Linked DNA regions of Mus musculus: region 2 is linked to region 1. A link is a loop called in an ENCODE intact Hi-C map of the cell type or tissue named here. Cell type or tissue: heart. All regions are shown on one strand. Each heading gives the region's core, and the rest is flanking DNA. Links, peaks and the distances in the headings are about the cores only.

Region 1 (2,916 bases), core at 176-2,675:
CGGAACCCAGATGGCGACCACTGCTGCTGAGGCTGAGGCCGCCTCCCAAGCCAGGCGGACACCTGTCCTCTGGTCCTCTGGTCCGGATGGTGGCCGGTTGTCTGCGGCCCGCCCAGGCTGCTGCCTCAGCGGCTCTGTGCTTCCGCCCGTCCCAGAAGCTGTCCGGTTCTCTGGCGCACCCTCTAACCTGTTCAGACTAATTTCCTAAGTTCTGCTGAGTCCCGGAACCAAGATCATGTTTAAACTGCAGTCATAGCAACAAAACAAGACACGATAGCACTGTTTTTGTTCTATGTGCTGGGAACTGTCATCAATTCTTCCTTCTCACCAAATTATTTTATCCTCATCTGACTGCCATGGTACAGTTGATATTGTAGAATTCATTTCTCAGATGAAGCATCTTAGGGAGAGAGGTTAACTGCTGTGTTCCACCCTCCTGTCTAGATTTCTCAATGGTAAAAGCAAGATTCAGAAGCTCAATTGGCTCTGGGATGCTTGCTCTTAAGCCCTCTACAATGTTCTAAGTGGCTGTCAGCAGCAGCGCCTGCTCATCCATGAATCAAAGGTCCCATCTCTCTTTCAGTCTATGCCCTGGATGCAAAGATAGCAACCTGGCAAAACATAAGGAAGTAGAGGTTAGGAATCTGGCAGACCTGAGTTGAACTGTAAGTTCTTTAGCTGGTGATTGTGAGCAAACTAACTTCACTGAGCCTTGGCCAGTGTGGGAACAATGCTATTTATCCGGTACAGGATGTTTAGGACTGTCATAAACCGGTTGGGGAAGTTTCCATGTTTAAATAAAATGCTACCATATTCTTCTCAGGTAAGAGTAGATGGAAGGGAGCAAGCTCCCAGGGATAGGATGACCTTTATTCCTGTTGACAGGGAGAAGGAATAGAGTCCAGTTGCTGTTAGACTCAGAGGGAAGCCCCTGTCCTTTGGTTCAGCCTTAAGGTGTCATTACCTTAAGTCACAGTAGCCACTGACATTCTTTGTAGGACCAAGTTATGTAGAGATCTTGGTGATTCCTGACCCAAGCTACAGTATTCAAAGTCTCTTCATATTTTGGGTTCTCTGGTCGTTCTGAGCCTCCAGACAGTGGGTGCTTTTTCATGTGGAGATACTGCTGAGTCCTACCCTCAGCTTTCCCGCCCTGTGAGCTTTCTAAAGAGGCCCCAGAGACGGCTTCTGATCCTTTCCAGGAAATCCAACTGGGTGCTCTGAAACAGAGTTTCTCAGTAAGGCTTGCTTCTGAGGATTACTTCACTCCAGGGCTCCATTCTCTCTCAAACTGCCTTCCAGTGCCCAGGCACAGCTCTGTCCACGACTCTGTCTCTTCCTCAACTCTTCTACACCTCATTACCTCCTTCTGACCTCCCATTGTCAAAGGAAGAGAGGTGCTGGCCTTATAAGCCAGCCTGCCTTAGCAGAAGATTCAGCCCCTGGAGATGGGGAAGAAGCACATTTGGCCCTGTTATAGCCACGGAGAGCTGACTCTATCTGGATGTTGGACTTGCTGTACAATCATCCCTGGAAAGTCACGGAACCTTCTTGGCCCCAGGCCTGGAAGGGAGACTGTGGCCTCACTGAAAGCAACAGTTCAAGCTGGCTGCCTTTCCATTGGCTTGCTTCCTCTTTTGGAGTATTGTTCCTTTGCTTCTGAGAATCTTTGCCACCCAGAGCAATGCACCGACTCAATGCGCAGACTCAATAACATTTAGTGTCATGCAGATTTAACTCTACTCATTAGCAGAAGTAAATTCTTAGCCATCATTCTCAATCTCCCTACTTGCCTTCTGTCTTAGCTTCTTCTCTTATTGCTTTGGTTTAAAAAAAATGCTCTGACAAAACTAATTTACTAGAGAGAACATTTATTTCAGAACACAAGTTGCGGTCCATCAAAGTAGGGAAATCACAGCAATGAGAACTTGCATGGTGAAGCGTCTATCCAATCTGTAGTTCTTCCTTCTCATTCAGGCCTTGCTTCTAATCCAAGCGTGCTACCCACAATGGATGGATCAATAAACCTCAAGCAATCCAGTCAAGAGAATTCCTTGTATATACCCAGAAGCCTATTTCCTTGGCTTTCCTAGGTCTCATGAAGTTGACAATTAAGACTGACCATCACAACTTCTAATGCTAGTTCACTCATATACTAGTAGTATGATTTAGGTGAAATTATAATTCATTTTGTTCTAGCCTCCTCATCTGTACTGTGAGATATTGACAGTACTGATTGCCTGTGGTTGCTTGAACTGGTGGTTACAATACCGCATGCAGCACACACACACACCCTTCCCCCATAAGACTGCAGTCATACCTTTTCCGTGCTGGCATAGTATGTTGGACACAATGTACTTTCCTTCCTTGACTTTGAACTTAGCCATGTGACTTCTTGTGCTCTATGGGAAGCATAGTCTTATCACCCAATTGGAGAACGGAATGTGTGGAAGGTTTCTCTTCTGTCACGGTCACAGTAAGAAGGGGCCTTTGGTGATGGAGTGTAATGTAGATACCTTTCCACAAGCCCTGCTTACATCAGCCAACACCCAGGTGACCAGCTGCCAGGAGGGTGAAGAATAAGCGTTGTTATCATATGCCCTTGAATTTCTTGTTTCCCTGTCCCCACCTCCCTAGTGTTGGGGTTACAGATGTGTACCACGATGCTCAGTTATTTGGTTCTGGAGATTAAGCTCAGGTCTCTGTACATAATAAAGAAGCCCTCTACTGAGTGAACTACAACCCCAGCCCTTTCTTCTTCCTTTCCTTGAAGCCCCCGTGATCATAACTGGGGCCACCAGAATCATCCAGAATCATCTCCTTATTTTAAACAAATCAACAGCTTTAGTTCGGTTTGCCTCCTAAATACCCATTTGCCATGTAACCTGGTATTCATTCCCAGGTTTGGGGGGTTAG
Region 2 (2,916 bases), core at 195-2,694, 60 kb before region 1:
AGATAGACCATGTATGACTCTAATGGCCTAGGACTTAGGCACACACTGCAACAAACATGAAGATCTGAACCTTTTTCATAGCTCCTGCTCATTAGTCATAGTTGTGAGCCTTGAATCCCATACTCTTGTCGATGCATTGTTTCCTCATCTATAGGGATGTTACCTGCCTTACTAGAGCTTTTATGTGATAACACAGAGCCTTGAGAATCCATCATTAAAAACAAAACAAAACAAAAACCCAAATAAACAAAGTAAAAAAACAAACAAAACAAAACAAAAACAAATAAAAAACTACCCTCGTTGGCCTGTAACTTTCCATCTAACCCAGGCTAGCCTGAATTACTAATCGTCATATCTCAGTTGCCTGAATGCTGGGGTTACAGGCCTGGGCCACCACAGATGGGTCATGAGATCCTGCATCTTACATGCTGAATTTTTCTCTGAGGCAGGTATCAGTGTGTAGGTTAATAAGCAGGATGCTTACTCTGGAGTACATTGGGATCAACAATTGTGAAACGCATGGAAGGAATCAGGATTGGAAGGAGCCATCAAGCTGTGAAGGTGTCTGAGCATAGCATAGCCTCAGAGAGAGCTCTGCATAGACCACACTAGAATGCTCTTTGAGAACTGTCCTGAATTGTGGTGGCATGACGGTTGATCAGTGACAATGTAGCTTTGCCTGGAAGGATACTTGAGTCTGACCCTGTTCAGCTAAAGTTGTCTCCAAAGAAGCTGGCAGCTGAGTGTCAGTTGGTTGTACCAAGCAACTGTTTTTAATGATGGATGCATGGTACCTAGCACAAAATAAGCAATCAGTATTTAGGGAATGTTTTCACCCAAGCACTATTCATTCAGCAAGTGGTTACTATTTGGACAATGTTCTACTACTGAGCTCCTTATACGAGTCGTGCACCATGGCTACAAATAGGAAGTTTATAATATGAGGTAGGTTCAACACTGGCTTCCTGGAAGAGTAGACCTGGAGATGTGACTTCCTGGATCATGGGCCCTGGGACTCGGTATTTCCTTGTCTTTCTAGAAGATCATTTCTTGAGATGAGGTGCGAGGTGTCTCAGGGGTGGGACTCTCCATCACGGCCCACCTGATGGTGCACCTGTGCACCACGGGAAACTCCCTGCTAAACTTACATTAACTGTTTGAATTCCCAGTAGCTTGGAACTTCCCCAGGGGTCCCATTGGCTCTGTGACTTTCCATCACTTAAGTAATTGGAGGATGGAGCCGAATGGAAATAATCTATACGCTTTCTTCTGTGAGTCACCAAAAACTACAGCCCAGAGTGTGTGTAACTGCTTGACTTACTTTTCCTGTATGCAAATGAGCTGTCATTACAGTTCAGTAAGTAGAGACTCTACAGAGTGAACATGAGACCATTATAGTTTCTATTTGAAAAAGACAGAGATAGCTTGGTACAACTGTCTGCCTTGGCAAGAGCCCTTGGTAGAAAGTGCTTTTGGGTTGGGACCTTACAACTCTTTGGGAAGTGTTTGTTGGTACACTCTGGCCCCATTTTCCAGCTCTTGCCTTGACCAAGACATAGCAGGAAGTAGATGATCTCTAGTGTGGGGTAGGTTGTTTTTATCTCCACAAGTCACCCAGGTGATCAGAGAAGCTTTCCGGAAAGCAATGGCTTTGATGTTCTGGGTGACAAGCTGTGAGTGTGCGGCAGGAAAGGAGGGTTTTGAGGTTGGAGAAATGAAACTACTTTGGGTGGTGACTTCATCACTTGACACCCCTATGGTAGGAAGGTTCTTATAAAAGAAAGGTGAATGCAAGGGTAGGTATGAAAAGGAAAGTTTGAGGTGGACAACAGTGAGATGACGGGCTTCTCATGGTTCAGGGAAATCTACCGGCACCATCGACCTTCTAGGACCCTTCTTCCTCCCACACTTCACCGAATCCTCAGTTTCACCAGTGACCATGTTTACACCTGTTATCTGCTCCATTCTTCGCACATGATGTTACCCTGACCCCATGTGTGCCTACTGCTCAGGGAGCTTGGCTTAGAAACCAGAGTTCTTGGGACAAATAGCCTTTCTCCATAGAATCATAGTGGCCCTCACTGACCTGAGAGCATCCCGTCTTCCAGTTCCCAGTTTGTAGAAGCTATACCTTCCCCTACCCCTCCGAGCTTCTCCTCTGTGGAGCCCCAATGTTCTGTTCATGGCTCTTCTGAGCCTTGGCTTCTTAAGCCCTAACTGGGACTGATAGCAGTCCCTGCCATTCTCTTTAGGTCACCGCTGTGCAGAGGAAAGGCTTCACACACTGCCTGAGTTGCATTTCTTGAGGGTGTTTTTCCTCGATGGCTTTTTTTTTTTTTTTTTAGCTGTGCTGGGGAGTCAAGGATATATGACCTCACCAATTAGTGATCAAATCTTTGACACCCTTAGGTGTTACCCAGGATACTAGTTTAGCCATTTGGAACCAGGTGTGTCTAACCTGTGGCCAATAGGCCACTTGAGTCTTACGATAGCTGTTAATGCAGTTCACTACTTTCATAGATGACACTATCATATCGCAATAGCAAAAGGTTGGACAGCTCTGTAAGATTTAGCCCATCTATCTTCTGAAAACAGGAATATGTGCAAGGAATGAGTGACTGCTGTGTGCCAGGGAAGAAACATGATGCTGCGTGGGACTGATTACTGCTTCGTGCTCAGTGCTGGCTCACACAGTAATGTGTTCATTTCTTTGGTGTTTTGTTGTTGTTGTTGTTATTGGTTTTTATTTGCTTGTTTTTGTTTTTTGTTTTTGTTTTGTCCCTCTTTTGTATTTAAAACAAAGCAAACATCTTGGTCTATTTATTTCTTTTCAAGCCCCTTTTCAGTAAGTGTCTAAGTCTCCAAGTGCTTGAGGCTTAGTAACTTATAAAGCAAAGATGCTTGTTTAGGTTTGTG

The links. A loop is a pair of places that touch in the nucleus more often than their neighbours do. Peaks named below come from ENCODE experiments on the same cell type or tissue, not always from the same donor. Only the 100,000 strongest peaks of a DNase experiment are listed, where the experiment ranks them.
Region 2: it touches region 1 in a loop (1.8-fold over the local background); 2 of 42 quality-filtered maps call a loop at or near these places.

The regions. Positions count from the first base shown.
Region 1 is chr15:62,228,515-62,231,430 of GRCm38, forward strand. All of the region lies in intron 2 of Pvt1 (Pvt1 oncogene), which reads left to right. Among named protein-coding and RNA genes, the nearest start is that of Pvt1, 190 kb to the left of the region's middle. In heart, for the core only: no CTCF peak of the experiment used is centred there; a DNase peak (open chromatin) is centred at 1,557; H3K27ac peaks cover 972 bases.
Region 2 is chr15:62,168,163-62,171,078 of GRCm38, forward strand. All of the region lies in intron 1 of Pvt1 (Pvt1 oncogene), which reads left to right. Among named protein-coding and RNA genes, the nearest start is that of Pvt1, 130 kb to the left of the region's middle. In heart, for the core only: no CTCF peak of the experiment used is centred there; a DNase peak (open chromatin) is centred at 1,649.